Regions from separate parts of the Mus musculus genome. Here region 1 is linked to region 2. Evidence: chromatin loops called from intact Hi-C (ENCODE). Cell type or tissue: left cerebral cortex. All regions are shown on one strand. Links, peaks and the distances in the headings refer to the core of each region. The heading gives the core; the rest is flanking DNA. Region 1 holds the start of Gm36568 (a long non-coding RNA gene). Region 2 holds the start of Kcnf1 (potassium voltage-gated channel, subfamily F, member 1).

What was found. Peaks named below come from ENCODE experiments on the same cell type or tissue, not always from the same donor. Only the 100,000 strongest peaks of a DNase experiment are listed, where the experiment ranks them.
Region 1: it touches region 2 in a loop (3-fold over the local background); 4 of 42 quality-filtered maps call a loop at or near these places.

Annotation. Positions count from the first base shown.
Region 1 is chr12:17,227,013-17,234,372 of GRCm38, reverse strand. Gm36568 (a long non-coding RNA gene) reads left to right here and starts at 6,320. Exons shown (of 3, transcript XR_381307.1): 1 at 6,320-6,462; 2 at 6,707-6,745. It also overlaps the pseudogene Gm10054. In left cerebral cortex, for the core only: no CTCF peak of the experiment used is centred there; DNase peaks (open chromatin) are centred at 3,130 and 3,504; H3K27ac peaks cover 1,053 bases.
Region 2 is chr12:17,173,386-17,180,745 of GRCm38, reverse strand. Kcnf1 (potassium voltage-gated channel, subfamily F, member 1) reads left to right here and starts at 3,858. Exons shown (of 1, transcript NM_201531.4): 1 at 3,858-7,360. The coding sequence starts at 4,528. The coding sequence ends at 6,045. In left cerebral cortex, for the core only: a CTCF peak has its summit at 4,115 (motif pointing right); DNase peaks (open chromatin) are centred at 4,131, 4,627, 5,054 and 5,124; H3K4me3 peaks cover 1,852 bases; H3K27ac peaks cover 2,031 bases.

The sequences.
Region 1 (7,360 bases), core at 1,964-4,463, 55 kb before region 2:
ACACACTCACTCACACACACACTCACTCACTCACACACTCACTCACTCTTATACACTCACACACATATATATACACTCACTCACACACACACATACACACACTCACTCACTCATACACTCACACACACTCACACACACATACTCACTCACACACTCACACATACACACACTCACTCACACACACTCACTCACACTCATACATACACACACACACACACACACTCACACTAATAATAATAAGGAATTTTCATACTCTCACAAATAATTCTTAATTCTTCCTTGATTTTTTTCAGAATATGAAAATTTATTACTGTTTTTCATTGTCAAATTTTATGATCTTGGCCTTTCTTTCTTGCCTTTGTACAGAGCCAACAGAGAAACATTGGCTACTTTAACCACCTTAAAGCGGACTCCAGGAATATCACCTACAGCATGACCTTTTCGACCAAATCCAGCAACCAGATCTTCATCATTTTCCTCAATGAAGTTCAGGCAGCCATCATTGGGCAGGAACGCTGTGATCTTCTTGCCGTTCTTAATGAGCTGCACCCTGACGCACTTCCTGATGGCAGAATTTGGCTGTTTGGCCTCAACCCCTACTTTTTCCAGCACAATTCCCTTTGCATGAGAGGCACCCCAAACGGATTGGCCTTCAGGGCTGTGCCCAAGTGGGCTTTCTTGTACTGTTTGTCATGCCACTTCTGATCCCGTCGGTGACTGCGGAGCTTCCGGGCAGTTCGGAGACCACGACACTTGCCCATCTTGCCGGCGCCACGGGCCCCGATTTTTATGCATTATCATTTTCCCAGTATTTTATCTTTATTTTGAGTATATAATTTACAATTAATTATTTAATAACTACAATAATTATTATATTAATAATATGATTATAACATCTCTCTCTTTCTCTCACTTCCTTCCTCTAAATGCTTACATATTAACCTTCCTTGCTTGCCATCAAATTCATGGTCTTTTTTTCATGGATTTTTGCATGCACATATATGTCTATACAGATGTATTCTTAAATATAACCTGTTCTGCATCTATAATGTTGTTTGGATGTGTTTTCAGGACTGAGAGTTTGGCATTGATTAACCTGTTTTCAGTTTTGAGGTAGAGCCTCATACTGAACCCCAGGTTGGGTTTCTAGTCACTCTCTTCCTGCACTAGACTCCTAAGGCTGGGCTTACAAGTGGACAGTCCCACACCTGGCTTCATCTTCTTGGCTACATGTGGTCTTCCAACACATCTGCTTCCCCAGTGAATAATGTCCACAGGCTCTCTTGGTTTGGGAGCTATCCTCTTTGGAACTCTGGTTGCTTTGACCTGTGAGCTCAGGCTCTGTAAGGATGTCGGCTATTCTATGTAAGGGCAGCTCAGGTTGGTAGGAAGAGTCCAGGGTGGGGCCTTTGCTGGTCAGAGAGTGCTATAGAGAGGGCACCCAGATGAGACTGGACTAGGGGGGCCTTTCCTGTGTGCCATCTTCCTGCATGATGCCTGCTCTGATAAAGGCTGTTCCACTGACCCCCTCAGGGAAGAGAAAACTTGGGACAGCCATCCTTTCAGAATTCAGTACACCTTGGGGTATGTGTGTGTGTGTGTGTGTGTGTGTGTGTGTCAGGGGGGTGTCTCTGTCATCACCTGTTTTTGTTGGATCCCAGAAAGGTCCCTGCTTTTATTTGCTATTATTTCAGATTCTAGACGCAGCAGCCTGACTGAACAAAGGCTCATAGAAGCAAGAGACAGGAATTAAGAGACTCCTTTTCCCTTGGGCAGGAGAGGTGGCTCAGTGGTTAAAATCATTCCTTGCTCTTCTAGAGAACCTGGGTTTGATTCCTAGTGCCTAAACGCTGGCTATCAAATGTCTTTAACTACAGATCCGTATGATCTAGTGCCCTCTTCCAGCCTCTGTGGCCTGTACATGAGCATGCAGCCAAAACACCCACACACATAAAATAAAAATAAATGAGGAAGTCAGGTGTGGTGGTGCACGCCTTTAATCCCAGCACTCAGGAGGCAGAGGATTTCTGAGTTCGAGGCCAGCCTGGTCTATAAAGTGAGTTCCAGGACAGCCAGAGCTATACAGAGAAACCCTGTCTCGAAAACCAAAGAGAGAGAGAGAGAGAGAGAGAGAGAGGGCACTCCTCTGCCCCTCTTTGCTGTTTCTCATTGGTTATCCTTTAGGCTGTAGCATCCTAGTCCGTTACCCCAACATCAGAGTTGAAACCACCATCAGCCTTCATCATAACACACCTTGGTGCTGCTCTCTGGTCATTTACGTAGTTTTATTTTCCAGACTCCCCAGCACAGATTTGATGGTTCTCCCCCAAGATTTTCAGAAAGAACAGTTGGTGGACTGTTTAACGGAAACACCAGTGGATTGTCTGAATTCTCTGCCTGCAGAGACCTTACTTTGATGTTTCTGTCAGCTGTGGCTGCTGTGGCTGTTACTTAATGCTTATTGTGTTTTCTATATGTGAAAGACCCAACTTAAATCAGTTTTAATCTTCCGTGTGTGTGTGTGTGTGTGTGTGTGTGTGTGTGTGCGCGTGCGCGCGCGCGCGCGCCAGAGGTCCTCAGGATATCATAGTCTCCTACTGGCCTGGTGCTCAGAGGTTAAGTTAGGCAGTTTGGCAAGCAGACCCCAGGGATCTGCCTGTCTTCGCTTCCCTGGGTCGGATTACAATGTGTGCCACCACACCAAATTTAAGTCCTCAGGCTTGGATGGCAGCACTTTAACTGAGCCACATTCCTAGTCCCACCCCATTCTGGTCACGCCTTTGGTCTGAGCCCCTGTCCAGTGTTAGGAGTGTTCTGGGCTGTGGGAACGGGCTAGCTTTGTCTTCTTGGCTGCCTGAGACACAGCTTCGGATGCCACCGGAGGCAGCCTCTGCTTCACTCTTGCTGTTTGTTTTGGTCCTAGGGTTTCTCTTCCCTTAAAATTTCTCATGTTGCTTCAAGGGGGTGACTGCCTGCACCCTTCAGTGTGCTTCCCCTAACTCACACGCTACCTTGTGGATGGTCCAGGACGGTGCTTTTATGCTGCCAGCTCCTGCGTGCTATTGAATCAAACTCTGCTTCCATTTACCTTGTTCTGTGGTGGATCCTGGGATCCAGCTACTCTCTATGGGCATTCCAGCCTCAGTCAAGAAGGGAATTTGTTAATTGTGGGACTGAGACACAATGCTGCTCTAATGTAGGAGCACTTGTGCCAGCTCAATTATTCATGCTCCTTGCGACTATTTTTAAAAGTATAGTCTGTAGGCAGTGAGTAATTATACACCGGTAGATGTTTCAAGTCTTTAAAAAAATGTCTTATTTTCTAATTCTAGGTATCTGGTTAGGGTAATGGGCATTTTTATTCAGATGCAATGAAAAAGCCAAGTATTTGCACAAAAAATTAAATATGGTATTGAAGTCATAGCTGTTCCAGCTTGTAATTACAGGCTATGATAGCATCCGCAGTATCCCTCCTGCTAAAGTCTGAGTCACTGCTGCCGCCCTGACCCTGGGGTAGAGCCAGCAGAAGAAGAGGGCAGTGAGGATTTGTGGCTAAAGAGCTTGGTTCGTGTCCTGGCCATGTTCATTACCACAGGCCTTGCCAACCAAGGCTTGCAACCTTCTGGTGCATACTTCCCTCCAGTGCAAGTCTGACTGGAGCATCCTCTCCGTCCCCCCCTCTGCCTCCCCTTCCTCTTCCCACTTCCTTTCCTTTTGATGTATGAGAGAGGCATCAAGAGCAACAGAGTCAGAGGACTAGTGGGAAGTGTCCTAGTGTCAGAGGACAGCGGGGGGTTCTTCTAACCATGGGCTCCATATAACCAAACAGCACATGAAGAATAATGGCTGGTGTCATTGGGAATGTCCTGAAAGGACAGAGACCCATGGCCACCCATGGTCCAGGCCTGTGAGCCTCAGGCCTTTCCCAGCCCTCTGGCCCACTTCCACTGTCAGGAGTTTATTTCTCTTTATCTCTTTAAAAAAAATCTCTCTGTGTGTGTGTGTGCGCGCATATATACATTTCATACAAATGTGTGTGTAGTATTTCTCTTTCTTAGTTAGCCTTTAAGATCCATCATTATCCATGTGTCCTTAGTCCAGAGCTTTTTTTCTGGTACACAAGAACCTTGACATTTCAGTGGGTGCCCTCCAGGCTCTGGTCCATGTCTGTAATCCTCCCTCCCTCCCTCCCTCCCTCCCTCCCTCCCTCCCTCCCTCCCTCCCTCCCTCCCTCCCTCCCTCCCTTCCTTCTTTCCTTCCTTCCTTCCTTCCTTCCTTCCTTCCTTCCTTTGTTCCATACCTTCCTTTAAAATATTTATTTTTATTTATGTGTATGTGTTTGTCTATATATGCTCTCTCTCTGTCTCTCTCTGTTTCTCTGTGTCTCTGTCTCTGTCTGTCTCTGTCTGTCTGTGTGTGTGTGTGTGTGTGTGTGTGTGTGTGTGTGTGTGTGTATGCTCTTGCGCATATAGAAGTTTGAAGTATATTCTGGAAATCAAACTCTGGTCCCCTGGAAGAGCAGTAAATGCTCTTAACCATCAAGCCATATTTACAAACCCACCTTTTGTTTAAGACGAGATCTCACTTTATAGCCTAAGATGGCCTGGTGCTCATTATGTGGCCCAGGCTGTCTTCCAACTTGTGACATCTTTCTGTCTTAGCTCCTCAAGTGCTGGGATCTATTTTGTAGTAGGATTAACAAAATGATGTGTGCTGCTATTGTTTGCTTGATTATAAAGTGGATCGATTAAGATCAGCAAAGCCTGTGTGTTAAATCTGACACCATCAAAACCTTGAGATGCCCTTTCTTACCTAGCTGATCCCATAATATAGAATATAGAATACTCTTTTAAAATAGAAGCAGGGATATTTCTAATATAGGGATTACTGCAGTGGAGGTAGATCAGTGTGAGACAGGACTATGGCAAAGCTTAGCTTCTGCCACTGTCCCTAAGAAGAGAATTTGGGGCCCCACTCAGCAGGAAGGACCTGCTTGACTGTGACCAAGTTTTTACAAGGGAAACGTTTATGTGGTTCTAGTTAAAAGGGAGTGGGCAGAGAAGCTGAGAACTTCATGTCCAGGAGGCCTTGTCTGAGGGACAGTACTCTGGCCAAGATGTCTCATGGCAGCATGTAGCGTTGGGCTGGGTAATAGCTCCCCAGAACTACCTCTTCTCCATCCTAGACTCTGAGCTCTCTCAGCCAGCTCCCTCAGCTCCCTCATATCCTATCTGAAGAGTGCTCCTTGTAGGACAAAAGAGGCTTTCTTTATAAAATCAGGATGCAGGCTCCTAAGTGGGCATGTGCAAGAAGACTCACTGGAGACAAAGAATAGAACTGCCATTTGTGCCCGAGTCTGTCTGTTGTTCATCACCCCCCCATTTTTCTTTGGGACAGGGCCTTCCACAAGCTGATCTGAAACTCAAAAACTTTGTCTTAGCCTTAGTGCATGGGCACATGTGTGTGCATTTGTATAGAGAGAGAAGAGAAGGAGAAATCTTAGTTGGAACTATCATTCCTTTAGAGAAATCTATTTTCCTGTTTTGGTGGGAATAGTGTATAATCTCTCATTTGCCTTTACAACAGACCCATGAAACAGATAGACATATCCAGGTGTATAGCCATACCTGCTATGTATACCTATTAATATCATTTCCATCTACTCAATGCAAATGGAGGTCCAATCACTTGAATTTGGAAGGGCACATTGCCACTAGGGGTCCTTGGTCCACCTCATGTAACTGTTCCTACTTGATCTATTGCTGTGGTTCTCAACCTGTGGGTTTTGGCATTTTGGGGATTGCATCTCAGATATCCTGCATATCAGATATTTATACTACAATCTATAACTATCAAAGTTACACTTATGAGGTAACAATGAAATAATTTTATGGTTGAGGTTCCCACAACATGAAGAGCTGTATTAAAGGTCTGCAGCATTAGGGAGCATTAGAGCCGCTGCTCTATCAGCTAGCCCTTATTTCTGCATATGGTATTTGCATCATTATATCAGGGCCATCCCAAGGAGAGAAGCAGAAAGCAGCCTCCCTGGGAGGCTGTCTTGGACTTTCTCACGGTGACTGTAGGATTGAGGAACTATGTTCTTCTAGAGCCCATCTGGACCCTTTGGCCAGGAGCAGGCTAGCCAGGCTAATGCCCTGCTGGGAGACACTTTTGCTCATATATGAATCACCAGACAGCCCACTTTGTGAAGAGACAAGGATAGAATACAGAAGGCTGGTGTACCATGCTTCCATCTTACCCATAGTTGCCAAGGCAACCAGAGCCTACTGTTTCTTAGTAACCACGCCTCCCAAAATAGCCTCCATTGGTGCCAGCCAGGGATCTGTATCCACAACACAATCATTTTTACATGTTTTGAGGAGAAGGGCAAGGGGTCCCTTTACATCGCTTAAGGTTATACACTATGGATGCTGCCCTTCCTCAGCCGAGTTTGAGCAGGTGAAGAATTACAGTCTCCACCCCAGGAGACCAGCATAAGCTCAGGGAGAGAGAAAGGACTTGCTCAGGTGATTGGCAGGTCTCAGAAGTGAAATGGCAGCAGCAACTACAACCACTACCACCACCACCACCACCACCACCACCATCACAACAACAACAACAACAAACTCAAAACACCAGACCCTCTGAGATTACTGGCCAGAATGCTGCCTTCTCCCAACTCTGTCTGTCTTTTTATTCACAGGTGGAGGAAGTGCTGAATCTAGTCAACCCTGTGGCTAAGGTAGGCTATATTGAGGTCTTGCTTGTCGGTACCATCCCAACCTTTAGACTCTTCTTGTCAGTGGGTACCATCTCCATCTTCTAGACTCGAAAGCTGGCTGAAGGTTTTACAGATGTAGAGGGGTGGATGACTTTTACGGCCTTCCCTAGCCCAGGGGTGAAGACGGACTTGCTATAATGATAAATCCTCTCCTCTGGCTAGTACACAGGTGACTGGCCCCAGCCAAAGGAGGTGGGAGCCGATCTTTGTGGACCTGGCATTTCTCTGTAGAAAGTCATCACCAAGAACAACTTCCTACCCTGGCAAGGGTTCCTTTTGTGAGTGATGTCACCTATGTGATGGTCACGAGGAGGAGCACTGCTGGTCGTGCTAAGTGAAGGAGGAGATGGCTTTGAAGTCAGGTTTCCTTTCTCTAACCGTATTGTTGGGTCCCTGCTCTTGCACTTGTGGCCTCCTGCAGCGCACCAGAGTTCTATCCAGTATGTCCTTCACTTTGCCTTGGGCCACAAGCCTGTTGGTGCTGGCTGTATGTTCCTCACACTCTTCCCCAAGTCTAGGGGGCATGGAAAGGTCACTGAGAATCAGGCTGGTTCTCCAAATGCTTAGCAGTGGGAG
Region 2 (7,360 bases), core at 2,917-5,416:
GTGGGGGTGGGATGGGGTGGTGGGGGTGGGATGGGATGACTTAGTCAGTAAAGTGCTTGCTGCACAACCTTGAGGATCTGAGTTCAATCCCAAAACCCTTGCCAAAATTCCTACTATGGTGGTGTATGCCTGTGATCCTAGTTCCAGGGAGGCCAAGACAAGCAGGATCTGGGGACTCCATGACCAGCCAATCTATCCTAATCAGTGAGTCAAGGCAGTGAGAGACATTGTTGCAGAGAGGGAGAGAGGGAGAGAGGGAGAGAGAGAGGGAGGGAGAGAGGGAGGGAGAGAGAGAGAGAAGGAGAGAGAGGGAGAGAGAGAGAGAGAGGGAGAGAGAGAGAGAGAGGGGGAGAGAGGGAGAGAGGGAGAGAGGGAGAAAGGGAGGGAGAGAGATGGAAAGAGGGAGGGAAGGAGAGAGGGAGGGAGGGAGGGAGGGAGGGAGAGAGGGAGAGGGGGAGGGAGGGAGAGGGGGAGAGGGGGAGAGAGGGAGAGAGAGAGAGAGAGGTGGGTCCAGTTCCTAGAGCAATACTACCCAGGGCTGACATCTGACCTCCACATGCATGTGCAAACATGTGTGTGTGCTCTCACACACGCGTATCCCATGTACATATACATGGACACATATACACAGGTATGTGTTGTGAGTTATTTCTTAATAAAGCTGTTAAGATCAAAAAGTGCTAAGACACTTAGCTCCTCCCTGGCACTAGCCACATTTTAAAATGCTCAGAAGCCAGGTGGCCAGTGACTTCTGTTTGGGTCCTAGTAGGGGAAACTGTCAGCCCCACCTGAGTTTCAGTGGGCAGTTGAAGGCTGGCCAGGCAGCTGGAGCCCACCAAATCTGGCCCAATACCCAGCCCCTCCTATTCCTGATAAGACTGAACCTTGCACTTGATGCTGAGCAAGTGCTGCAAGGAGAGCCACTTTATCCACCATGCAAGTTATTGTTATTGTTGACTCTACAAGCCAGGATCATCAGGGAAGAAGGGACCTCAACTGAGAAAATGTCTCCACCAGGTTAACCTGTAGGCAAGTCTGCAGGGACTTTTTATTATTATTATTAATCGTTATTAGTGTAGAAGGGCCCAGTCCACTGTGGGTTGTGTAAAAAGGAACCTGAGGAAGCCATGGAGAGCAAGCCATTGAGCAGCATTCTTCCATGGCCTCTGCTATGGCATCTGTGACCACAAAGCCTGAGAAGAGACTTGTCCCTGCAGGGCTAGTCCACTCTCCAGTGGGGATGACCAACTCAGTCCCAGGCTCTAACCTACCCTCCCCCTAAGTAAATCCTCACAGCATTGGCATATTTGGCCAAATTGGCGTAGGACAGGTATTTCCCCTGCCCTAAATCATCCCAGTCCCAGATACCAAAACAATGGAGACCGCCCTTAAACAGAGCCTGTCAGGACTCCGGCTTTCTAGGCCTAAGTTCTTGCTTCTGCCATGCCTAGATTTCCCTCTGGAGACCCCAAGGAAGGCTCCCACTTTCTTCTTGTTCCCAGCCCTGTTTGGTCAAGCCTGTAGTTGTCCTGCCTGTGCCCTTTTCTTGGGGTTTCCTGGAGAATAATTTTAACACCTAACCTCTTCCGTGCTGGAGAGGTGTCTACAGATCTTACATGCTTAAAACACCCCCACACAGTGATGGTACCTGGGGTGGTGGCTGAGGTTCCATCAGCACTGTGATATCAAACCACGGGAACACTGTGGACAGTGTCAGCTTTGTCTGTTTTTGAGACAAGGTGCATTGTACCCCAGGCCAGCTTCAATTTCACTATGCAGCCAAGGATAGCCTTGGACCCCTAATCCTCCTGTCTCTACCATATCCAATTTTTATGCATCACTTTTGGGGGAATTCAGGAAGCATCACCCCATAATTCTTCCCTCTCTTGTTATGCCCTAACTATACTTATTATATATCTATCTATATGTATATGTAGATATATATCTATGTGTATTATATATATGTGTGTATTATATATGTGTATATATAAATATACATATCTATCTATCTCTCCAGTAGATTATGAATTCTATGCTTACCTAGGGTGGGTGTGGCATGTATACATGCACAGAACCTCAGTAAATATTTGAACATGTGAGCAAGGATGGCTTTTTTAAGCCCATAAAGCTCAGACTTAGATGCTCTTTGCACTGGACTCTGCTGGTATGTAGAAGAACAGGACAGGGCAAGGAGCACTAGCACAGACAATATGGACCCAAGGGTGTGGAGATGGTGGGCTGGTTGCCTACCAAGGAAAGGGGCCTTGGAGCCTAGCAGACTAAATCCCAAGTGCAGTGGGTGATGGTGGCAGTTACTTGATACCTTATTTTCTCAGAGAGCAGCTGGTAACTGAGTAAAAATATATATATATATGTATGTATGTATATGTATATATACATATACACACACACATATATATACACATATGTGTATATATACATATACACACATATAATGTATATATATTTACACACACACACACACACATGGCACCCAGAGTGCTAGGGGTACAGTGCTCTTATATTAGTGTTCACTGTTATTGCCATTCAACCTTTCTCATCCTCAATTTCCTATTCAGAGTAACACACCATGGAGAGGTGCTAAATGGAAATAAAATCAAAATTGTTAAAATATTTCCCTAATAAAAATTTGTGTACTGTATTCTACTGCATCTGACTTTTATATCACCCCATTAAAGAAAATACTGCTAGTGGCCCAGTATACCAGTTTCATGATTCATAAACAGGCATGGTCTTGAGCGGCTAAGAAATCCAGCTTACAGAACACATTTTAATGGTCTTTTTCAACAAGCAGTTTTAGAGTCACAGAAAATTTGTACAGAAAAATGCAGTTTCCCAGACCCTTGTCTCTACAGCTTCCCCCACAATCAGTACCCCCTCCCTCTACTGTCAACATCCCTGTAGGAGTGAAATGCTTGTCACAGTGGAGGAAATTCCAGGAATGGAGCATCTGTCATTACCCACATGGCCAAAGTGTCCTTTAGGACCCCCTCTTGCTTTTGTGCATCCTGTGGGTTTTGACAAGTGTGAATGACATGTTTGCCACCACACAATCAAACAGAATAGCTTAACTGTCCTATTCACCCCTCTTACTGGCTCTTCCTGTTCATCTCTCCAACTGTGTGTGTGTGTGTGTGTGTGTGTGTGTGTGTGTGTGTGTGTCAGTGTGTGTGTGTATGAGAGAATCCCTAGCCTAGGATAGCTTCCACCTCTAGAGGATAACCTTGAACTTCTGACCTTGCCCTCCTTTCCTAAGTGAGGGAAAGCTTGGATCATAGACCTCACCCCCACCTCACCCCCACCCCCACATCCCAAGCCCAGTTTATGTGGTACGGGATAACAAACACAGGGCCTTATGCATGCTAGGCAAAGGACTCTACCAAACTGAGCTACATCTCGGCCCAGCTTATGTTTTTAAATCCAATTCCAGGCCATAGCTAGATCCAGGGTTGATAACCCCGATGGTCAAGAACCTGGATTTGAACCAGAGATGTTCTCTGCCTCAGGAAAGATGAGAGGGAATATAGGGGCATCCAACTGGAAGAACTGATTTCTCTCAAAGTAGAGGGGGTTATGGGCACAGGGGTCATAGGAATCCAAGGCTCTGGGAGCTAATGGTGATGATGTTGTCCTGCTGGAAGCTAGCAGCTAGGCTAGCAGGAGAACCCTGGGTGAAGTGATGGCTAAGCTTTCCTCCCTTTTCATCTTGTGACCTGAAGCAATTTCCTCTTTATTGTGAAGGCTGGGACAAGTTGTGGTACAAGGTCACACCACCACCAGCAGGGCAGTGCTTAGGAGTGTCAAGGACTTATCCAGGGCCTACCGAAGCCTAGGACAGAAGGAGTGTGCCCAAGGAGTGCGCGGCTGCCCCTTGAGGGACTTGGTAAGCAACAGAGGTTCTCTTTCCTCTCTCACCTAGCTGGGCAGGAGGGATTTGGCAGCCTGAGCCGGGCTGGCCTTAAAGCTCTGGATCTTAACCTCTGAGCCCTCAGACTCAGCGGGTGGCGCCGGTGGCAGGGCGGCGGCAGCTGTGCAGGTCTGCCCAAGGGTTAACTCATTCCTGGGCAGCTGCAGCGCGTGCGGTGCGAAATCTCACCAGAAGAGGGTACAGTAGCAAAGCGTTTGACGTCAGGCTGGAATTCCTATTGTGTTTCGGACCCGCTCCGGCAAAGCCACTCCAAGTTAGCTCTCTATACAGCCCGGATCGCGCAGCTCTCGGGCTGACCCACCTCTGCCGCTCAACCGGGGAAGGAGGACGCTGCCTACGAGAAGAACCAAGTCCTGTCCCGGACCGAGCTGAAGGAGCCCGTGGGTGAGTGTCACCGGAGGCCACCGGCCGCAGAGTCCCCCGCCAGCGCTCCTGGATGCCCGCGTGCAGCCCCGCCACTGGGTGCATGGCTCCCTTGCGGCGCGCCCCAGCCTGCCTCCGCCCGCTGTGAGTGCCTTTTCCGGCAGGTGGTTGTTGTCCCCTAGGGCCTCGCATTGGCAGCGGCTGCGGCAGGGCTCATGGAACCGGGGCTTGCAAGCGAACCCGCGGGGAGCATGGACGCATCTGCTGAGCAAAGCCTCCCGGAGCCAGGCAGCCAGGACTCCGTGGCAGGCGAAGACATTGAGATCGTGGTAAATGTGGGGGGCGTGCGGCAGGTGCTCTACGGAGACCTGCTCAGCCAGTACCCTGAGACCCGGTTGGCAGAGCTCATCAACTGTTTGGCGGGGGGCTACGACACCATCTTCTCTCTGTGCGACGATTACGATCCGGGCAAGCGCGAATTCTACTTTGACCGGGACCCAGACGCGTTCAAGTGTGTCATTGAGGTATACTATTTCGGGGAGGTCCACATGAAGAAGGGCATTTGCCCCATCTGCTTCAAGAACGAGATGGACTTCTGGAAGGTGGACCTCAAATTCCTGGATGACTGTTGCAAGAGCCATCTGAGCGAGAAGCGCGAGGAGCTGGAGGAGATCGCGCGCAGGGTGCAGCTCATCTTGGACGACCTGGGTGTTGACGCTGCTGAGGGCCGCTGGCGCCGCTGCCAGAAGTGTGTCTGGAAGTTCCTAGAGAAGCCGGAGTCTTCATGCCCTGCGCGGGTGGTGGCGGTTCTATCCTTCCTGCTCATCCTTGTCTCCTCCGTGGTCATGTGCATGGGTACCATACCCGAGCTGCAAGTGGTGGACTCCGAAGGCAACCGCGTGGAGCACCCAACGCTGGAGAACGTAGAGACGGCTTGCATCGGCTGGTTCACTCTGGAGTACCTGCTGCGCCTCTTCTCATCGCCCAACAAGCTTCACTTTGCCCTGTCCTTCATGAACATCGTGGATGTGCTGGCCATTCTCCCCTTCTATGTGAGCCTCACACTCACGCACCTGGGCGCAAGAATGATGGAGCTGACCAACGTACAGCAGGCAGTGCAGGCCCTGAGGATCATGCGCATCGCACGCATCTTCAAACTGGCCCGCCACTCCTCCGGCCTGCAGACCCTCACCTACGCCCTCAAGCGCAGTTTCAAGGAACTGGGGCTATTGCTTATGTATCTGGCCGTGGGCATCTTCGTCTTTTCCGCACTGGGCTACACCATGGAGCAGAGCCATCCTGAAACTCTGTTCAAGAGCATCCCCCAGTCCTTCTGGTGGGCTATCATCACCATGACCACAGTGGGCTATGGTGACATCTACCCCAAGACCACTCTGGGCAAGCTCAACGCAGCCATCAGCTTCTTGTGTGGGGTAATTGCCATTGCCCTGCCCATTCACCCCATCATTAACAACTTTGTCAGGTACTACAACAAACAACGTGTCCTGGAGACGGCAGCCAAGCATGAGCTGGAGCTGATGGAGCTCAACTCCAGCAGTGCAGAAGGCAAGCCCGGGGGTTCTCGCAGCGACCTGGACACCCTGCCCCCAGAGCCTGCTGCCAGGGAGGGGCCAAGCTGGGGTAGCCGGCTGAAGCTCTCACACAGCGATACCTTCATTCCCCTGCTGACAGAGGAGAAGCATCATAGGACCCGCCTACAGAGTTGCAAGTGAGAGCTGGACTCCCTGGCAGGGACGGACTGGGCTGTGGATGGACAAACCATTGGGTAGACATGTCAGTAGGCACGTCTGTGGTTTCAGAGGAGCTGCTTGTGTCTTCCAGCCCTCCCCTGAGCAGACCTTTGCCAAGACTGGGTAAGACTCCTTGGGTGCCAGCTGTCCAGGTACAGGGGACCTGGGGAGTGCAGGAGCCACAGGGCCACTTTGGGCTATCAGATGGCCTGGCATGAGCTCACATCTGCTTTTGTGTCCCCCTCAATAAAACCTCCTGTTCAGCATACCCTCCGTGCTGTGGGTTGTCTCAGGCTGGTTACCCCAAGAGTGACTACTGCACACCCTAGTGCCAGGCCAGGAAGGAGGTGTGCAGCTCCAGAGGGAGTGGGGGGTAGCTATTTTTAGTTGAGAGCTAATTAAAGAAGGGCTGCAAGGCAAGGTTCAGCTCCAAGGCGCCTTGCCACATTCCAGGAGACACTCTCCTGCTTCCTTCTGTGGGAAAGCTGGCTCCCTGAGGTTTGGGGAGGAAGGAGAGGTGACAGAGCCCATTGGTGGGGCAGCTAACTCACAGTTATCATCTGTGGAGTAGCCCTTTCCACACCCCCTTTTTCCTTTCCAGCTACTCTGATAGACTGGCACCCCCATTTTACAGGTAAAAAAACTGAGGCTCAGGGTCACAACAGAGGAGAAATTCAACTCTGGTTTTGATTGTTCCCATGTGGTCTCTCCAACAACAGGCTGTATTGGGGCAGAGGCCTTTTGGGAGTCTTACAAGGGAGGGTCCAAATTCCTCAGATATTTGTGTATCAGGGGGACCTCAGAGAATCACAGTTCTTAGTTCAGCTCCTGGCATTAGGATGGCTCAGTCATTTATTGAAGGGGAAGCAGTGAGTTGCACACCTGCCCACTGGGGTCTCTGCTGGTCTGGGCTGGCTGGGCACAAGGGCAGTTAAAGGACGGGCACGACACTATAGTGCTGCTCTTGGCCAAAGGCTAAGCTGGGCCAGTGGGCCTAACCCTTTATGGTTTTCTACCTTCTAGGAGCCGTAGAGCCTTGTTCTTCACCCCAGCACCCTACCCCAGCTGTGGGGGCACCAAGGAAGGAACACTGTGGTGGAGTAGGAGGTAGAGGGTAAAAAGGGAGGGATAGAGGTATCTTCCATCTGCTTCTATTCTGGTTGGCTCTTTTCTCTTCCCTGAGCACAGATTTTCCCAGAAGTATGAGGAGGGCTTATTTTTCAGGGCACCTTCTAAGTCTGCCTCTCCAGAATTTCCAAGGTTTGAGCTTCTGATTCTTATGGCAGTGTTTCTATGA